Linked DNA regions of Homo sapiens: region 2 is linked to region 1. Evidence: read pairs that join two places in POLR2A ChIA-PET (ENCODE). Cell type or tissue: HepG2. All regions are shown on one strand. Links, peaks and the distances in the headings refer to the core of each region. The heading gives the core; the rest is flanking DNA.

The links. ChIA-PET counts read pairs that join two places held together with the same protein. Peaks named below come from ENCODE experiments on the same cell type or tissue, not always from the same donor. Only the 100,000 strongest peaks of a DNase experiment are listed, where the experiment ranks them.
Region 2: POLR2A ChIA-PET joins it to region 1 with 12 read pairs; 3 of 35 experiments call an interaction of 5 or more read pairs at or near these places.

What each region holds. Positions count from the first base shown.
Region 1 is chr17:19,656,832-19,665,057 of GRCh38, forward strand. ALDH3A2 (aldehyde dehydrogenase 3 family member A2) reads left to right here. Exons shown (of 10, transcript NM_000382.3): 5 at 914-1,031; 6 at 4,296-4,437; 7 at 6,502-6,668; 8 at 8,117-8,216. It also overlaps the pseudogene LOC124900397. Among named protein-coding and RNA genes, the nearest start is that of ALDH3A2, 12 kb to the left of the region's middle. RefSeq lists an enhancer at 7,117-7,618. In HepG2, for the core only: no CTCF peak of the experiment used is centred there; DNase peaks (open chromatin) are centred at 630, 2,630, 3,060 and 3,720.
Region 2 is chr17:19,541,741-19,554,675 of GRCh38, forward strand. It overlaps SLC47A1 (solute carrier family 47 member 1), which reads left to right. Exons shown (of 17, transcript NM_018242.3): 2 at 653-754; 3 at 4,695-4,763; 4 at 6,245-6,393; 5 at 7,895-7,937; 6 at 9,684-9,728. Among named protein-coding and RNA genes, the nearest start is that of SNORA59B, 9.4 kb to the right of the region's middle. RefSeq lists enhancers at 10,587-11,087, 11,088-11,588. In HepG2, for the core only: a CTCF peak has its summit at 5,134 (motif pointing left); DNase peaks (open chromatin) are centred at 8,351, 9,661, 10,241 and 12,823.

The DNA of each region.
Region 1 (8,226 bases), core at 227-8,226:
ACAGCTAGATCTAGCAAGAAATTTTAACGTTCTTCTGGCCAGTGATCTGTGAAGTACATAATCCAAAGTATTGTGTGTGCCTAATAAAATCTTTAAATGCCCATTTGAGAGGGTATTATGCTGATATCTTAACTGAGATCCTTTGTGGGCAAAACAAGTGTTCCTCATTTTTTAACTGTGAATAACATCTTGCATCTGAAAATTAGAAAATAAGAGGTTTCAGGTTCTCTCTGCTAAATCCGGTTTAGCTACTAAGAAGTGCCAAATCATAGAACTGACTCTGTGCTCTGGGTGGTGTGGCTTTCTCTGCCCTTCAGAGATTCCAGGTCAGGGTTCCAGGTTGGCTTCCTAAGTAGAAATCCATTTGTCAAAACCAGACACCCTCAGTTAGTGAATGTTTAGGGCATGGGTTTCTGCCCATGCATAGGAAAGGTCTTCCCAAGTGGGGCAGGGCTCCACAAAGAGGAGGATGGCCTTGGAGGCTGGCTGACATCCTGCTTTATACCTGAACATCTTGCAGGCAGAGCCAAAAGCCACAACCAGGAGAGTCTGTACCGAACTCTGGTCATCCAGGACTTTCCTTTGGCTGGACTGGAAGAGGGGAAAGGACATTGGGAGGCTGTTTCTCCTCTTTTCCTGCAGCAGGCAATGGCTTCACTGTTTACCAAGTACTGTTTGCCGTGAGCTGGCCTGAGAACTTCCCTGCTATGTAAAATATTCCACCTCATTTGGAAAATACTTTCTAAGTTCCAAACAACTGATTTAGAAATGAGTTTTTAACTTTTTTATAAAAATTGCCAGATAAATATATGAATCTATTTTAGTTGCAAGACATTCAAACAACACAATGTAACAAATGAATATTTGACTGAATTACTGAATTATATAGCTGTTCTGGATGTTTTCCCCTCAGACGCATAACCTGGGGAAAATACATGAATTGTGGCCAAACCTGCATTGCACCCGACTATATTCTCTGTGAAGCATCCCTCCAAAATCAAATTGTATGGAAGATTAAGGAAACAGTGAAGGTTTGTATTAAAAACATCTGATTCCACTGATTTTAATAAGATAAGGAGTCAAATTAACTATTCGCAGGCAGCATCCCCATTTGTTTCTCCCTTCAGGAAAATTTCAAAATCATATGTGACTCAGTGAACTTATTGACTAATATGAAAATGCTATGTGTACCATAGAATATATGCTGGGAGCAAGGTTGCATTGGTGTTAAATCTACTTAAACTGTCTAGTTGATTTGTTGATGATTAGTTGTGGCATATACTTTTTTTAAAAAAGTTAAATAATCGTGTGTCCGTGGTTTTGAGGGAATGTTGCCAACCCTTTAGGTATAATCAGAGAGACTCTTTGGCATATTGGCCATTGCTGCTGAAGGTTATCAGTTTTTGTGTATGTAGAGGGCCTAGGGTGGCCAGTAGTTTGGAGGAGTGACTTAATTAAATAACTACTTACAGTATACCCTTTATATAATTAACAATCTTTCAGCGTGTTTAAAGTAAATATTTGCAGTGAGGGAACCAAGGAAGACTGCATGTAGAGTCCTAAGCCAAGACTTGAAGAAATATAGGATTTAAGTTGGTAGAAAGGAATGGGGGCTGGGCACGGTGGCTTATGCCTGTAATCCCAGCACTTTGGGGGGCCTAGGGGGGCAGATCACTTGAGGTCAGAAGTTCAAGACCAGCCTGGCCAATATGGTGAAACCCTGTCTCTACTAAAAATACAAAAAAATCAGCCGGGGATGGTGGTGCATGTCTGTAATTCCAGCTACTCAGGAGGCTAAGGCACGAGATTTGCTTGAACCCTGGCAAGAATCGCTTGAACCCGGGAGGCAAAGGTTGCAGTGAGCCAAGATCACGCCACTGCACTCCAGCCTGGGCGACAGAGCAAGACTCTGTCTTTAAAAAAAAAAAAAAAAAGAAGAATGGGATGACCAAATGACCAGTGTGACTGAGTTCAGCAGTGGGTGAGGATCATTAACCCCTCAGATGAAAGAAATTATTGGAGCAGTCACTGTTTACTCGACAGATGTTAATTGAGCACTAAAAGGAAGGATCAAAAACACCAAAGAGTAATGCATGTGATCTGAAAATGAAAATTGTTGGCCAGACATGGTGGCTCACGCCTGTAATCCCAGCACTTTGGGAGGCCAAGACAGGTTGATCACTTGAGGTGAGGAGTTAGAGACCAGTTTGGCCAACATGGCAAAACCCATCTCTACTAAAATTACAAAAATTAGCCGGGCATGGTGGCACGCACCTATAATTCTAGCTACTTGGGAGGCTGAGGCACAAGAATTGCTTGAACCCGGGAGGTGGAGCTTGCAGTGAGCCAAGATCATGCTACTGCACTCCAGCCTGGGTAACGGAATGAGATTTTATCTCAAAAGAAAAAAAGATATGAAAATTGTCGCCGTTGTGGTGGTTCACTCCTGTAATCCGAGCACTTTGGGAGGCTAAGGTGGGAAGATCGCTTGAGCCCAGGAGTTCAAAACCAGCCTGGTCAACATAATGAGACCCTGTGTCTACAAAAGAAAAAAAGGTTAGCTGGGTATGGTGGCACATGCCTGTAGTCCCAGCTACTCAGGAGGCTGAAGCCAGAAGGATCACTTGAGCCCAGGAGTTCAAGGCTGCAATGAGCCATTATTGCATCACTGTGCTCCAGCCTGAGTGACAGCATAAGACTCTGTCTCAAAAAAACAAAAAAAGAGAAAATTGGCTGGGCACAGTGGCTCACTCCTGTAATCCCAGCACTTTGGAAGGCCAAGGCAGACAGATCACTTGAGGCCAGGAATTCAAGACCAGCTGGGCAACGTAGCAAAATCTTGTCGCTACAAGAAATACAAAAATTCAGGTGTACCGGCGTGTACGTGTGGTCCCAGCTACTTGGCAGGCTGAGGTAGGAGGATCGCTTGATCCTCCTGGGAGGCGGAGGCTGCAGTGAGCCAAGAATGTGCCACTGGACTCCAGCCTGGGTGACAGAGTGAGACCCTGTCTCAAAAAAAAAAAAAAAAGAGAAAATTATGTACCAGGAAGTTCAGGACAATAGTTCACTATGTGTTCCAGGCAGAGTAACTTGGGGGATGAGGTGCTAGGGTCTTGACATGGAAATTGGACTATCATTTTTAGTCATAGGACTAAAAATGGATCCAGATGAGCACATGAAGGGAGAGTTGCCCAGATTCAGGGTATGTGGGAAGAGAGAGTGGTTAAAGATACTTGTGAGATTGAAAATATTTGGGAATTGGAGAATGCTTAGTTGAGTGTGGTGATGAATTCAATTTCAAAGGAATAAGGGCCTCTGCCTCCCTTTGAGGCATTTATACTCTTAACACAGTGGTTCTCAAGCTACATGTTACCCTAGTGAGCCATTTAAAAACAAGTTTGCAAGCCTTACCCTCCAAAGATTCAGCTCGTCTGAGGCCTCCAGGTGATTCTATGATGCATTCAGCATTGAAAACTACTGTTGGTGACTCTCGAGTCAGAGCCCAGGCACATGCATTTTAGCAAGCTGCACCAGTGATTCCGACCACCCAGACTTGAGAATTGCTCTTGGTAGAGGTTGGATGAACAATGTTCATTTTGATTTGGGATGAAATTGGGAACTCTCACAAGGCTTTGAAGTGATGCAGCAATTCAGTAATTTTGTTTGTTTTACTAAGTAAATATTGATTGTATGATTATTGACGTTCTTTTACCTTGGTAATTTACCAAAGCTGTATTTTGATCCTTCGGGTGGTTTCACCATCATGTGTAAGTGGTGGAAATACCAGTTCAAAGAAGACCAAAACAACAAAGTGGAGCAAAGATTGGCAAATGGTTTCTGTAAAGGGCTAGATGGTAAATATTTCAGGCTTTGCAGATGTTAGGGTCTCTGCTGTAACTACCGAACTTACTGTAGGGGGAAAGCAGGCACAGCCAATGTGCTAACAAATAGGCAACTCTGATGCAGAGCAAGACTTCTTTCCCCAGCCTGCTCCCACTGTCAGCCCCAGGAGGTGAAGGCCTGTGGGTGGACTCTAAGAGATCCATAAGAACCTTTGGAACTATGGACAATGACAGATCTCTGTGTGTGTGCATGCTTTATTTTCTGGTCCTCGACCTGCCAAAAAGCTGAAACTTGCTACTATCATACTACTGTTAAATTACTTGAGGGGTGGGGTGTTAGATTCTGTGAGGATATAAAACCAGATTGATTTTGGGGCATGGCTGGATTTTGTACTTACTGAAATTGAATTGTGGGTCTTTGTGACATTTATATACTCCTGTTGTTTTAAATAGGAATTTTATGGAGAAAATATAAAAGAGTCTCCTGATTATGAAAGGATCATCAATCTTCGTCATTTTAAGAGGATACTAAGTTTGCTTGAAGGACAAAAGATAGCTTTTGGTGGGGAGACTGATGAGGCCACACGCTACATAGGTAATGGAAATTCTCCTTTTCCTATGGGAAGATGGCAATTTGGCAGTTTTTGCTGACACTACTTATTAACACTAGATAAACTATTAAATATATAGCATTTAATTGTTAAAGTACTAAATCCTGCTTTCTGGTATACTGTACCTGTAGCTTTTGTTATAAACTATTTAAAATGTCTGTGTTTCTGTGTATTGAATGATGCCACCAGCGTTGCTCCAGTTGTTCATATTTACACATAACTCCTTTTTTCCTCCTAACAATCCTGAGAAGCAGAATAGAACTTGATGTAATTATCTGTAGTTTGTGGATGGGAAAACAGCACAAAGAAGGAAATAGCTTGGCCACTATTCCACAATTAACCAGTGACGGTACCATTCCAGAAATAATGTTTTGGTCCATCATGCTTGACCTTATTATTTGTGTACCTTCTTTGTGCTTTTTCTTCTTTGCCTTGAATATGTATTACTTTGAATGTTAAGCACATTTTTCTACAGTAACATATAAGGTGACAGAAAAATTAGACACATTTTGCTGGCAAAGAAGCTGCACCACCTAGCTTTACTTATCCCCTTTATCAGATAAGATGCTATAAGTCACCAAAAAAAAAAAAATCAACTTTAAAAAAAAAAACTTAAAAATGAAATAATAAGCAGAATTGATTCTCTTATAATTAGCAGTCCCGAGGTTCTCCTGAGCTAGATAATTCAGTGGCCCCGTGGTACCATCAAAAAACCCTGATTCTTTGTACTAGGATGCAAAAGAAAACAATCCTTGTGCCTTCTATCTCTCTTGGTGGCAGCCCAGATTGAATTGGGGAATACATCTGTAGAAAAAAGAGAAAACAGACTCTACTTGTTTCACCTCTCTGTTCTCCCATCCTCAGCATGTCCACATTGCCTATTTCTAGGCTAATGAATGGTAAGAGGAAGGGGCTATCCTGATTAGCTTATAGACTAATTAGGACTTTCCCCTGACTTCGAGCTGGGATCATCTTACCTGAGCATGGCTATGCAGAGGAAGTAGACACTCAGCCCAAATTGTTTCTCTGACCTGAGGAAGATGTGGGCAATGGATTTGGAGTGGCAGTTTATATACCCCCTGGAAGTGGTGCTGCAAGAAGCTGTCCCCAGCCACATTGCCAAGATAACCTATTAGAAACTGGGGGTAAAGGAAAAGTGCCAACTTGTTATTGTCAGATGACTTCTCTTTTGGTTGACGAGCCAGTTTCTTACTTACAGCATCTTTTGGAGTACTGCTAGTTGGTGACTTACATTGGCAGCAGATGCTGGGACACTTTGTCTAGCCTCCCCAGCATCTGTTTCACCCTCCTTTCTTGTGCCTCTTCCCCATGGTAGATGGAACAGTGGACTAAGGTTTAGGGAATTTTGACCATTTAAGTCTGTTTTCTTAATCTGTCTAACAGAGTTATAATAAAGGTTAATGAGATCATATATATGAAAGCACTCGAGTTAAGAAAAATAGTATTGATTTGATTCACAGAGGAGCTGTCTTTGCTCCTAGAAAGACCTGTCCATTCGAGACCAGCCTGACCCAACATGGAGAAACCTCATCTCTACTAAAAATACAAAACTAGCCGGGCGTGGTGGTGCATGCCTGTAATCCCAGCTACTCGGGAGGCTGAGACAGGAGAATCACTTGAACTCCAGAGGCGGAGGTTGCAGTGAGCCGAGATGGCACCATTGCACTCCAGCCTGGGCAACAAGGGCGAAACTCCATCTCAAAAAAAAAACCTGTCCACAGAAAAATGTTAAGTATAATCTACAGTTAAATACATGCATGGCTGTGAACAGGGTTCAATGTGAAAAAGATATATTTGAGTGTGTATCGTTCCCTTGGTTTGCACAAGTATCCGCAGGGTTGTGATTCACAGGCTTTGGAGACATTGAGTATGTGCACAGTTCATCCACGTGCTCAGGATTTTTCAATAGATATGACTTGGGTGGGAGAGGGAAAGGCATGGATAAGTGACCCAATGAAAGAGATGTAATATGAGAGTTGTGCATTTTTGTCTAATAAGCATTTTCATTTTGTTTATTTTCTTTTTAGCCCCAACAGTACTTACCGATGTTGATCCTAAAACCAAGGTGATGCAAGAAGAAATTTTTGGACCAATTCTTCCAATAGTGCCTGTGAAAAATGTAGATGAGGCCATAAATTTCATAAATGAACGTGAAAAGCCTCTGGCTCTTTATGTATTTTCGCATAACCATAAGGTAAGCTTTAGAGAGAACAGCTAGTTAGCATAAGCAACTGTCAAGAGTCATGTTCCTTCTTTGCTGTAAAACAATGCAAAAAACAATGTGAAACAATGATGGTTTCTTTTGTGTCATGTCAGAGTCCATCCACTAAGTGAGGTTGTGTTCCGAGGTTGCTGTCTTGGTTAATGAGACTCTGGGGTTATCACAGCATCCATTCCCCTCCTCCCTCGGGTTAGATCTGAGTCTGCAGGGTTGAGTGTCACAAGGTTTTTGATTCACAAACATCTCCTGTATAATTGGAAGACTTATATGTGCCAGCATTAAATGCTTTTCTGATGTTAATCCACAGGGCATTGCTGAATAACAGCCTGCACAAAATGGCATTCACACCCACTGTGTGGGACAAAGACCCCGACACTGTCACATAAATGGTTGTGATATGATGGATTTTAGTTTCTAACATGACGCTAGCTTCTTGTTAGAGTGGTGGAACTGCATCACCTGGTTGAGCAGTTCTGCCACTTTCTGCATGGCTCACTCATTCATGTCACTAGGTGACCAGCCGCTACTAAGAGACCATGGCCCAAATGTTTTCTGGAGAGCTTCTGATGGTAATGTATAGATAGTCATGTGACAGCTTTTGGAGCTTGTGAGACTATTGAGATACAGATAGCTACAGGTATTTGAAGTGAGACCAAATGTGTGGGGCTCAGTAAAGACTGGGTTATTAACAAAACAATGGTTTGACATTTAAAACCATGGATAATGTGGGCAGGAAGGAACCCTGAAGCCGAAAGTAGGCTGGCCAGGGTATAAGTCAGGTGTGGAGCACTTCCCAGCAGTGGGTCACCCGAGGTCACTATAGTCCAGACTTGACGTTTGCCATGAACAATTGTCAAGGGCTTGCTGGCACCCAAGGGTAAATGACGTTTACTAGTCAAGTGTTCTTGTGCTTTTCTGAGCCTTAGGCCAAACAACCATTTATTTCTTAAAAAATAGGATGCTAAATCTAAAGTCTTAAATATTTTTACATTTCATAAAGACTAAATAATACCTATTAATCATGTGTTATAATTTAAAGCAGAGATAAGAAAGAAATAATAACAGTTTTTAAAGCTGGAATATAGTCTAAGCTGTCCCCTTTTAAAGAGTCTTTTGCTGCTGTGTTGGGGAGTACAACTCCAGGTTGTGGCTGAGTAGGCCCAGAGGTTTGGAGCTGCCTCCTTTTGTGCACTAGATGTGTGTCTGAGAAGTTGGGTATCAGTCACTTTGCTAAATTAACCAGTTGAGATTGTTTGTCTATCTGGCATGGTGTCCCCAAACTCGAGAATTTTCACTGACACAAAGCCAGAATGTGCATGCTTTGAGCACATAACTGAGCACACAGCCCTCTGTGTGGTGGGGCCATGAGTGTTCCCTAAGGGGCAACTTCACTGACCTGGACACCTTTGGTCTGTCCTCAGCTCATCAAACGGATGATTGATGAGACATCCAGTGGAGGTGTCACAGGCAATGACGTCATTATGCACTTCACGCTCAACTCTTTCCCATTTGGAGGAGTGGGTGAGTCTTA
Region 2 (12,935 bases), core at 4,928-12,927, 110 kb before region 1:
TTGGATAACAAGGGGGTTATCCCAGAAGGCAGCCTCTGCACATTGCAGAGGAAATTTAATGTGATCTATGGCTTGAGAAACTGAACTGAAAAACAGGAAAGGCAGGCTGGGCGCAGTGGCTCACGCCTGTAATCCCAGCACTTTGGGAGGCCGAGGCAGGCAGATCACGAGGTCAGGAGTTTGAGACCAGCCTGACCAACATGGTGAAACTCTGTCCCTACTAAAAATACAAAAATTAGGTGGGTGTGGTGGCGCCTGCCTGTAATCTCAGCTACTCAGGAGGCTGAGGCAGGAGAATTGCTTGAACCTGGGAGGCGGAGGTTGCAGTGAGCCAAGATCGCGCCACTGCACTCCAGCCCAGGTGACAGTGTGAGACTCTGTCTCAAAAAAAAAGAAAAGCTGAAAAGGCTGGGAAGTTCTCAAAAAAGTGATTCTGACCCAGTGGTTGCAAATAAATGTTTTAATATTTCAAGAAGCCTCCCATCCCCAGCCCCAGAAATTGTACATTTGCCTGTGAAAGGTGGCAGAGGCTCACTGAAGTTGTATTTCTTTACTTCTGACTGGACTTGTTGGGTCGGGGTCACACTTGGGGCCCCAGGCTTCCCTGCAATGGTGGTCACTCACGTCCCTTCCCGTTCCCCTCTCTTCCCAGTTCTTGGTTCAGCTGATGGTGTTCCTGATCAGCTTCATAAGCTCCGTGTTCTGTGGCCACCTGGGCAAGCTGGAGCTGGATGCAGTCACGCTGGCAATCGCGGTACGTGTGGGCTTTCTGGCAGGTTTACCAACACTGTCTGTGTTTGCCTTCTGCTGCTACTATAACAAATCATCAAAATGTAGTGGCTGAAACCTACACAGACTTATTCTCTTACAGTGCTGGAGTGCAGAAGTCTGAAGTGGGTTTCATGGCCTAAAATCAAGGTGCTGCAACTTTAATTCCCCTTTGCTGTGTAACCTTGCAGATTCCTAGGTTCTGGGGATTGGGCTGGGGACATCTGGGGGGGCATTATCCTGTCTATCACATCTTCTCATTTATTTTATTTTATTTTATTTTGTTGTTTTTTTTTTTTTTGAGATGAAGTCTCGCGCTGTTACCCAGGCTGGAGTGCAATGGTGCGATCTCGGCTCACTGCAACCTCTGCCTCCCAGGTTCAAGCGATTCTCCTGCCTCAGACTCCTGAGTAGCTGGGGTTACAGGCGTGCGCCACCACACTTGGTTAATATTTGTATTTTTAGTAGAGATGGGGTTTCACCATGTTGCCCAGGCTGGTCTCAAAGTCCTGAGTTCAAGCAATCCACCTGCCTTGGCCTCCGAAAGTGCTGGGATTACAGGTATGAGCCACCGTGCCCAGCCTCACATCATCTTATTTCTTTTCTTTTTTTTTTTTTTCAGACGGAGTCTTGCTCCGTCACCCAGGCTGGAGTGCAGTGGTGTAATCTCGGCTCACTGCAACCTCCGATTCCTGGGTTCAAGCAATTCTCCTGTCTCAGCCTCCTGAGTAGCTGGTACTACAGGTGCCTGCCACCATGTCTGGCTAATTTTTGTATTTTTAGTAGAGACGGGGTTTCACCATGTTGGTCAGGCTGGTCTTGAACTCTTGACCTCAGGTGATCCACCCGCCTCGGCCTCCCAAAGTGCTGGGATTACAGGTGTGAGCCACTGCGCCCGGCCTACATCATCTTATTTCTAATCCATGGAACTCGTTCCCACTCTTGGTCCCACAGTTGGGGGAGGGGAACAGTAAAAGGGGAGTTCAGTCTGACTTCCTCAGAGGAACTGACTCCCCCCCATGCCCACTCCTCAGTTGTCTGTCTTACTGAGAGTCCTAATCTAGAAATGGGTCTGGAAGGTAAAAATCTAGATCTTTGTGTCCAAACTTAAAATTGGGAGGAACTGCAAATCCTCTCTGTATAATAGATGCAAACCCCCAAAACCAGAGACATGTCATCAATCTCAGCCAGGAATTGTCAGCTGGCCATGTAAGAACAAAGGGTTTGGTTTGTCTAGTTAGGTTGTTTCTAGAAAAGTGGATTCAGTGGCTCTCGGGCAGGTGTATGTTCCCCTTTCCTCCTGCCCTGACGGAGACACAATTTCACTTGATCTGCCTGGTCTCGCCAGGCATTTGAGTTTGCTATCCATGAACTACGCGAAACGCCTGGGAACTAGTCACCAAGTATATGTGGAGCTAGCTATGAGTATATATGGCTTATTTTATTTTATTTAATTATTTATTTTGAGATGGAGTCTCGCTCTGTCGCCCGGTCTGGAGTGCAGTGGTGCCATCTTGGCTCACTGCAAACTCCACCTCCCGGGTTCAAATGATTCTCCAGCCTCAGCCTGGGATTACAGGCACATGCCACCACACCCAGCTAATTTTTTGTATTTTTAGTAGAGATGGGGTTTCACCATGTTGGTCAGGTGGGTCTTGAACTCCTGACCTCGTGATCTGCCCTCCTCAGCTTCCTGAAGTGCTGGGATTACAGGCGTGAGCCACTGCACCCAGCATGGCTTATTTTATTTTGGCTTTAGCGGGCAACATGGACAATCCCAGGCTTAATTATCCATTTTGTTTTTAAGTATTGTATTTGCAATAGAGGAGAAGACAGAAATGCACTTAGCAAGCCTCAGCAGATTCTCTTTGGCCAAGGAATTACAGGATGTGGCCAAGGACTTATCAAAGTCAGTGCTTCCAGGCTGGGTGCAGTTTGGGCTGTTGTCCACAGGTTCCCTGCTGTAGAGTCAAGTGGAGGTACCAGGTTCCAGATGGGGAGCACATCAGACATCCTGTGATACCACTCCCTGGTTTGGGGGGCACTGCTCTAGGCTCCTCGAAACTTCAGGGTTTGCTGCTGACCCTGGTGAAGGCGAGCACACCTGGAAAGCCTCTGGCACTAGTCCGGACTTCAGACCGCCTCTGCACTCCCAGTGCCCCCCAGGGTACGGACGCAGGCCATGCTAGGTCTCCAGCAGGCGGACTTTTCTGTGTTACTGTGCCATTGCATTCCCGGAAGAAGTGTCCCTGATACCCGAAATTGGAGAGCAAAGTGACTTTTTAAAAGAGAAAGCCTGGGTAATCACCTCTAGCCTAGGCTTTTCCCCTTCCAAACTTGTACATGTCCTTACCCATCCAAGATCTTGTAACCGTAATAGGCTTGTCAACTTGCTTGTCACAAGTCAATAATCTGAGATGGCAGGTTGCAACAGTGAAAGAGGTTTAATTGTAAGGCCACTGAATGAGGACACCTCAAATCAGTCTCTCTGAGGAGTTTGGGGCAGGGTGTTTAAGGATTTTCGAATGGGCTGAAGTGTGATTGTTGATTGGTTGAAGAGTGCAGCATGAAGTCATGGGACAGGGAGATGAAGAAACTGTGTTCTCATGCTGATTCAGTTCCTCCTTGTGGGTCTGCAAACTGGTTGGTGTCAGATGTTTCACTGGAATTCAGGCTCTGCTTAATAAAAAATTTTTTTTTTTTTGAGATGGAGTCTTGTTCTGTTGCCCAGGCTGGAGTGCAGTGGCACGATCTCAGTTCACTGCAACTTCCGCTTCCCGGGTTCAAGTGATTCTCCTGCCTCAGCCTCCTGAGTAGCTGGGAATACAGGCGCCCGCCACTATGCTGGGCTAATTTTTGTATTTTAGTAGAGACTGGGTTTCACCATATTGGTCAGGCTGGTCTCAAACGCCTGACCTCGTGATCCGCCCACCTCGGCCTCCCAAAGTGCTGGGATTACAGGCGTGAGCCACTATGCTCGGCCAGAAATTTTTTTTTTTTGAGACAGGGTCTCACTCCATTGCCCAGGCTAGAGTGCAGTGGTGCAATCTCAGTTCACTGTAACCTCTGCTTCTTGGGATCAAGTGATCGTCCCACCTCAGCCTCTGGAAATAGCTGGGACTACAGGAGCATGCCACCATGCCTGCTAGTTTTTGTACTTTTGTAGGGACGAGTTTTCATCATGCTGCCTAGACTGGTCTCAAACTCCTGGGCTCAAACGATCCTCCCACCTTGGCTTCCCAAAGTGCTGGGATTACAGGCATAAACCACCACACCTGGCCAACAATTCTTAAACAATAGCCTTATCATTGTAACACCAGAAATCCCATCTGTAGGAACAGTGGGGATGTACATGGCCAGTGTCTGGTGCCACATGACTTTCAGTTATAAGGAAGTGGGTCAAAGTGCAGCCTGATTAATACTATAGTTCTAGGCCGCGCGCTGTGGCTCACACCTGTAATCCCAGCACTTTGGGAGGCGGAGGCGGGTGGATCACGAGGTCAAGAGATCAAACCATCCTGGCCAACATGGTGAAACCCCGTCTTTACTAAAAATACAAAAATTAGCCGGTCATGGTAGCGCACTCCTGTAGTCCCAGCTACTCGGGAGGCTGAAGCAGGAGAATCACTTGAACCCAGGAGGTGGAGGTTGCAGTGAGCCGAGATCGCGCCACTGCACTCCAGCCTGGGCAACAGAGCTAAACTCTGTCTCAAAAAATATATATATTATAGTTCTGTCCAGAATTCTTGTTAAACCTGTGAGAATGGCTTCAGTATGAGTGGGGTCCAGGCAGCTAACAAAGTTGGTAAAATTGACTTGTGAATGCTGAAGGAGGAGCTTTGCAGGCTCTTATCAATACACACAGGGATTTTGTCTTCCTTTCCTCCTTTAACTCTATAGGGCCTTATCTTTGGGTTTATTTGCAGGTTATCAATGTCACTGGTGTCTCAGTGGGATTCGGCTTATCTTCTGCCTGTGACACCCTCATCTCCCAGGTAAATGGAAGTGGTCACACGCTCACAGTGACCTCAAACATCTTTTCTCAAGTGTAGATGGAAGAGCTCCACTGGCAGGAAGAGTTCAGCAGCCAGCACTTGCAGCACCTATCAGCCAGCAACTCCTCTTCTCCTGGCCTGCTTTCTTTGAAATGTCACTAGGTTTCTTTCAGCCTTGTCAACTAGTTTTTGTCTGCACAACTGCCTTACCCTATATTTTGATCAAATAGGGGACATTTTGTAAAATTCCCTTCTATTGCTCCCCACGTTTGAATTTGGTATAGTTCTGTGGTTCTCAGAATTGAGCGTGCATTGATTGAGCTTGGAGAGCTTGTTAAAACCCAGCTTGCCTGGCCCCACCCAGTGGCAGGCTGGTAAATGTTCAGCAACCAGGCCTTGGGTGAAAGGGGAAGGAGGGAAACACATGACTGGCAGTGTTTGCCAGTTCCAGGGGCGTAAGTATTTCCTCTGGTTAATTTCAGATTACCAGAGATGTCACTGAACCTGGAGCTGGAAGAGATGTGCACGACTTGAAAAGATGTACAAAATTTGGCTTGTTTTGTTTGGAGACAGAGTCTTGCTCTATCGCCCAGGCTGGGCTGCAGTGGCACACCCACTGCTCACGGCAGCCTCGAACTCCTGAGCTCCAGCGATCCTCTTGCCTCAGCCTCTCAAGTACCTGGTATTACAGGCATGTGCCACTACACCCAGCTAATTTTTTGTAGAGATAGGGTTTTGCCATGTTGCACAGGCTGGTCTCGAACTCCTGGGCTCAAGCAATCCTCCTACCTCAGCCTCCCAACATGTTGGGATTATAGGCATGAGCCACAATGCCCAGCCTGGCTTTTTTTTTTTTTTTTTTGAGATGGACTCTGGCTCTGTCACCCAGGCTGGAGTGCAGTGGCACAATCTCGGCTCACTGCAAACTTTGCCTCCCTAAAAAAATTTTTTTCCAGTCTCTAAAAATAAATGAAGTGTGAATTTCAGATTGTTTACCTCTGCAAAAGAAATTGTTTTAAATATAATTTTTTTTTAAAAAAAGGTACGGATCTCTGAATCCTGCCCTGTGTGAATTAAGTCCAGAATATCATTAGTGAGAGTTTTGAAAATGTTCCCCTGGTGATGCTACTGGAAGCTGAGTTTGAGAAGCATCTTTCACACCATCCTTCTCCTACCTAAACACTGGGGCAAAGTGTCTAGGGCCATGGGCTTCTTTTTTTTTTTTTTTTTTTTTTTTGAGACAGAGTCTTGCTGTGTCCCCCAGGCTGGAGTGCAGTGGCGTGATCTCGGCTCACTGCAACCTCTGCCTCCCAGGTTCAAGCGATTCTCCTGCCTCAGCCTCCTGAGTAGCTGGGATTACAGGCGTGAGCCACCTTATCCAGCCAACCTGCTTCTTTGTGTGGCACAATTGAAGGCTTTTAGGGGACAGCTGGTGTGCTGGGTCTGTGCTAATGGGCTCATTTTGGCTGTGTGCACCCCAGACGTACGGGAGCCAGAACCTGAAGCACGTGGGCGTGATCCTGCAGCGGAGTGCGCTCGTCCTGCTCCTCTGCTGCTTCCCCTGCTGGGCGCTCTTTCTCAACACCCAGCACATCCTGCTGCTCTTCAGGCAGGACCCAGATGTGTCCAGGTAAGATGGAACCTGTCGCAGCGGGACTTGGCGTCCATCCCACGGAAAGATTATCCTGTCTGGGTGCAGCCAGGGCCAGGGACAAGGCTGCACACCAAGGTGGTGCTCATCTCTCCTTGGCTGACGTCTCCTAGGTCTTAGTACTTTCCACACCTGGCATCTGAGATGTACTCCCCCTCGCCTCCTGGGTGACTTGCATGGTTAAGAGTTTTAAATGAAAATAGATTTGCAAGCACCCTCCATGTGGGATGGTAGTTTGTGACGTTTGCTCAAAGTTTAGTTATTCTTGACCTTCGTTGATATTAAAATCACCTGGGTGCTTTCAAACCCACCTGTGCCCCTGCTCCCTACCACCCAAGATTTTTCTTTTTTTTTTTTTTTTTTGAGACCAAGTCTCACTCCGTCCCCCAGACTGGAATGCAGTGGTGCGATCTTGGCTCGCTGCAACCTCTGCCTCCTGGGTTCAAGCAATTCTCCTGCCTCAGGCTCCCGAGTAGCTGAGATTACAGGCACCTACTACCACGCCTGGCTAATTTTTGTACTTTTAGTAGAGACGGGGTTTCAATCATGTTGGCGAGGCTGGCCTCAAACTCCTGACCTCACGGGATCTGTCGCCTCGGCCTCCCAAAGTGCATGAGCCACCATGCCCGGCCAGGATTCTCTTTTAATTGGTCTGTGGTGAGGCCTGGGTATCGGTATCTTTCAAAGCACCCTAGGTGATTCTACTGTGCTGTCAAGTTTGAGACCCACTGATTTAATTGGGTAAGAGCTTTTAAAGCTCTTATCTAGACCAGCGGCTCTGAACCCAGGAGACGTTTGACAATGTCTGAAGACATTTCTGGTTATCACAGCTGGCAGTAGGAGGGTGCTCCTGGTAGAAGGCAGGAGGCTGTGGAACATCCTGCAGTGCTCGGGACAGCACCACACAACAGGTGGAGAATTACCTGGCCATAGTGCTGAGGTTGAAAAACCCTGTCCTAGACATAAAGATATAAAATAATCAAGAAAGGTTATCAGGGTTATAAGATGACAAGCTCTATATGTAAATTTTCACATTTGCTCCGCAGTTTTGTTTTTTTTTTTGAGATGGAGTCTCGCCCTGTTGCCCAGGCTGGAGTGCAATGGTGTGATCTCAGCTCACTGTAACCTCCGCCTCCTGGGTTCAAAAGATTCTCCTGCCGCAGCCTCCCAAGTGGCTGGGATTACAGGTGGCCGCCACCACACTTGGTTAATATTTGTATTTTTAGTAGAGACGGGGTTTTACTATGTTAGCCAGGCTGGTCTCGAACTCCTCAGCTCATGAACTGCTTGCCTCGGGATTACAGGCTGGGATTACAGGCGTGAGCCACCGCGCCCGGCCTGCTCCAGCAACTTAAGCCCATTAATCTGGAAACAGCCAAGAATGGAAAAGGCAGTTTTAGTTATTTTCTTCTGCCTAACTTTCCCTGGAAACAGAGGCCTCCATCACAGTTTTTGTTTTCTTTTTCTTTTCGTTATTTAGGCTTACCCAGACCTATGTCACGATCTTCATTCCAGCTCTTCCTGTAAGTGCTCAAGGGCTAAGAGATTCCCTTCTTGGGGTCCGTGGGTGAAAGGTAGCCACCATATCTGTGAGCTCAGTGTATTGGCTCAGTCTTAGATGATTCTTATCTGTGGTGTTGGTGCCTTCAAGGAAGCCTGTTTTTATTTATGCCTGTTAAGGACACAACAGATGTTCATCTCAAGGAACACCAAGATTGAGGCTACTCCAGGACGTCTGGAGTAGAGCTGGAGAGACCTCCAGAATCATCCATGGAGAAGAGTGCAAACTTTTATTGTAAACAAGGGCAAAGTCTCACCCATCTCAGAACCCCTGAGGGTGTCACTTAGAACCTTTAGACTTTTTTTTGGTCTGCTGCGTTTGACCACACAGAACCTTAAGCATGGGTTAATGTTTGACACAGCAGTGTGTGGCCAATGAACAATGAGAGCTAAGTGGTTTTTTTGTTTGTTTGTTTGGTGTTTTTGAGACAGGGTCTCATTCCATCACCCAGGCTGAAGTACAGTGGGATCGTCATAGCTCACTGCAGCCTTGACCTCCTGGGCTCAAGCCATCATCCTGCCTCAGCCTCCTGAGTTGCTGGAACTACAGGCACATGCCACCACACTTGGCTAATTTTTTAGTTTTGTAGAGACAGGGTCTTGCTAATTTTTTTTTTCTAAGATAGGGTGTCACTCTGTCACCCAGGCTGAAGTGCAGTGGCACAGTCCTCACTCATTGCAACCTCTGCCTCCCTGGCTCAAGTGATCCTCCCACCTCAGCCTCCTGATTAGCCGATACTACAGGTGCACACCACCACGCCCAGCTAATTTTTGTATTTTTTGTAGAGATAGCATTTTACCATGTTTCCCAGGCTGGTCTCAAACTCCTGCGTTCAAGCAATCCATCTGCTTTGGCCTCCCGAAGTGTTGGGTTGCATGTGTGAGCCACCACACCTGGCCTGAGAGCTAAGTGTTTGTTATTCAGCTGGAGGCTGTAGCTGAATTAGTCTGCAGGGGCTTCCGTAATATAATACCACACACTAGGGAGCTTAAACAACAGAAGTTTATTTTCTTACAGTTCAGGAAGCTGGAAGTCCAAGGTCAAGGTGCAGCAGGGTTGGTGTCCTCTGCGGCCTCTCTCCTTGGCCTGTGGACGGCCACCCTCTGCAGGTTGTCCCCTGTGCATTCATCCCCCGGTATCCCCTGTCTTCTTATGAGGACACGAGTCCTATTGGATTAGGGCCCCACCCTAATGACCTCATTTTAATTTAATCTCCCCTTGAGGACCTCCAAATAGTCACACTGGGGACTAGGGCTTCAACATACGGATCTAGGGACACCATTTGCCCTCAGAATTGGCAGTGTGCTCGCTTACTTATCCTGAAACCTTGTAAATGTGACAGTCTTTCATGATTCCACCACATAGGACCAGTCTATATGGAGGTGCCCATCTGGAGTGTGCCTGGGGCCTCCTTTCCATGCCAGTGTCCCCAGAAGAGTCCTGGCCATTCACCCAGGGAAACTCCACCTCCTTTTGCCAGATGGAGGGAATATGCTTGGGGCATATGCACCCATAAAGAAGATGTGGGAAGCCCCTGGGCCATAACACCCTGGCCCCAGCCCTGTCCTGAGACGACAGCCTCTGTGGCTCCGTGCGGGAGCAGAGGGCAGCCGAACCTTGGCTGTGGCTCCTAGCTCCCTGCCGTGTGACCTCACTTCTGTGTGGCAAGGCTGAAACATTAACATTCATCTCTCTTGTTCTCTTGTAGGCAACCTTTCTTTATATGTTACAAGTTAAATATTTGCTCAACCAGGTAATACTGACTGTTCTCTTCCTTTGGGAGGCTAATGGGAGTTTGTACCTTTCTGGGAATGGGGGCCCTGAAGATACTCCAGGACCAGGGACCCCAGGGTGGAGGGAGCTCACTGCTGGGAGCCACTGAAAGATATTTTTTCAGTGTTGTGCACACAGAACTTGGATGTCAAGAGGTTTGTTAAGTGATGTCAAGGAAAGAACATATTATATTTGGCTCTGGAAAACTCTTATCCAATTCCCACTTGGAAATATTGTCATTGGCAGGGTGGGCTCAGAGCCGCAGTGTTCCTTGGCTCTGCATTTTAACCAGCGTCCTGGAAAGAAGGGTGCATGCCCATTTGCTCCTAAGACAGAGCGCAGGCTGGGGGCAGCTCGTCTGGCAGAGAGGGAACCAAACTGTCTGCTCTGTTCTGTCGGAATGGCCCCACTTTTCTCATTGAGGATGTAAGAGCTCAAACTCTAATGACACCTAACGTCAGCCAGAACTCCTCCTCTGTGATTAAACAGTCAGGGCCAAAGGCCATGGCTTGGTAGGGGTGGATTTATGAAATCAGCATATGTGGGACTCTCTACATTCTTCCAGATAAGTCCAGGTAAACAGGGGTACTCGGCAATGGATCCCGGCCACACTGGCGGGCTCTCCAGGCATGTGCAACAGGAAGGGCCAGGAGGGGAGGAGGAAGAAAGGAAGTTTCCCACCTATGCAGTGTTCTTAAAGTTAAGATATTCCTCTATTAGAACAAAATTTTTAAAGTAGATATGGGGTCTTGCTATGTTGCCCAGGCTGGTTTCAAACTTCTGGCCTCAAGCAATCCTCCTGCCTCAGTCTCCAAAAGTGCTGGACTTACAGGTGTGAGCCACTGCATCCGGCCAGGATATTACTCTATCAACAAAACAAGAATATTTAGAATCCCGATTAGCATAGAATGACATATCAGAAATAGGTGTAGACTAGAGAGAAGGAAACCCACACATTTCATCCGGCTTTGGGCTGTCTCCTTTTGATCTAGACCCTTGCTAAGGCAGCATGGATGCCTTAGCACCCTGCAAGGCCTTCTCCTGGACTCAGTCCCCCAACCACTGTGGTGGCCCTAACCTCAGGGTCTGATGTGACCTGCTGAGGACAATGAGTGTGAAAGTCTTCTTTCCTGTTCTCTGGGGCACAGGGAAAGGCATGGAAGTAGGAGCCACGAGCTGAGAGGGGTTGGGAGCTTTGAACTTGGTTACAGAGGACACGTGGAGTTTCCAAGGTTGGGAAGGAAGGCAGGGGATCCTAGACAGAGGTGCAGCAGAGCCTGTTCCTAGGGGCTGGGGCCCGCAGAGTCTCTTTACGCCACTGCGGTGGGAGGGGATGCAGTGAGATGATGGCATCGAGAGGCGGGCTGGCCCAGGGTCAGCGTGCGCAGGGCCTTGTGTTCTCTGCTGGGGCATTTAGTTTTGGGAAATTAACTAATTGGGAGAGGAAGAGGGGAGAGTTATGGACATGATCCAAACAAATAATGGTGAAGGTCTGTGATGAAGAGTTTGCGTTGTGGGAGCAGTGGGAGATACGATGATGGGTGGGTTCTGTAGAAATGGCAGGGGTTGTTGGGCCCCCAGGGTGGAAGGAGTTTCTGTCCTGGGGCCCTTCCCTAGGAAGACAGGGCAACCATTAGCTGAGTGTAGAACCAAAGAGAAGCAGCTGGGAGTTTGGAGAAAGTGAATGCCCTCGGAGAGGGTGGAGGGTGGGAACAGAGCCAGATGGTATCGGGGGAAGGGAGACTTTCAAGTAGGAGAGTCAAGAGGGCTTTGGAGGAGAAGGTGACTCCACTGGACATGGAGACGCATGCGTGTTGCAGGCTTGGCCACCTCTTCTCGTTCTCCCACGAGCCTGCTCCTCTGCCTTCCATTCCATCGCAATGGGTGGAATTCCGTGGCCTCAGCCATTTTTGCTCCCAGTAACCTGTCCTTTTTGTCCCTGTCACATCCTCGACTCCATCTTTCCTTCCCTCCCACATCTGGTCAGTCACCTGGTCCTATAGCTTCTGCCTCCTCCCAATCCTCCATGCCACCACCTGAATTCATTTCTTTCTTCCTTTTTTTTTTTTTTTTTTGAGATGGAGTCTCTGTTGCCCAGGCTAGAGTGCAGTGACGTGACCTCGGCTCACTGCAACCTCCACCTCCGAGGTTCAAGCGATTCTCCTGCCTCAGCCTCCCAAGTAGCTGGGACTACAGGCGCGTGCCACCACGCCCAGCTAGTTTTTGTATTTTTAGTAGAGATGGGGTTTTACCATGTTGGCCAGGCTAGTCTCAAACTCCTGACCTCAGGTGATCCACTCGCCTTGGCCTCCCAAAGTGCTGGGATTACAGGCGTGACCCACCGTGCCCAGCCCTGAATTCATTTCTTGCCATTTGTCCTCTGTGTCATTTCAGAGGACCTTAACCTGTCTCCATCCACTGCCATCTGCCTGAAAAGTAAATCTGATCACTAATTCCCTTGCTACAAACTAACCAGGGCCTCCCCATAAATATGTGGCCTACACAAGTTGTCGGCCAAGACCATTGTCCTGGCCCCATCAGCCTGAGACCACCAGAGACAGGACTGTAGGCCAGTGGGTTTGCAGTTGTGTTTATTGGCCTGTCGCAGTGAGAGAGACTAGAGAGGCTGTGGGATGCCTCAGCAAAGGAAGAAGAGTTATTATAAAGGTTTGAAGAAGGGTGGGGTTCAGGTGACATTTAAGCGAAATCATGGTTTGATAGGCGCTGAGCAGATCTGTGAGTGAGGGGCCCAACATCAGGCCTGGGCTGTGACGTGGACCTGGTGCTCCTCCTTTGGAAACTCAAGGCTAAGAAGGATGTTGAGGGTGGACAGATGTAAAATGCCACATCCAGGAGCTCCCACGAAGCTCTGTGCCTGGGTTGGAAATTGAGGCTACTTTTTTGTGTTAACATGATTTTGAGCCTCCACGCGAGAGTGGGGTGTTTTCTTTTTACTGAAATGATTTCAAACAGCAATGTTTCTGAACAGTCTGATTTTAGACAACAAAGTTTCTCAGTGAGTCAGAAAGCACTCGTCATTCCACTAGGGGAGTAATGACACTTTATGGGGACAGCGTGACCTTGGGAGAAAGGAGGTTTCCTTTTACGTTTGCACTGACTTTATCTGCGTCTGCTATTCTATCCGGATGCGGGGCAGGACAGAGTTTTACTTCCTTGGTCTGATGTA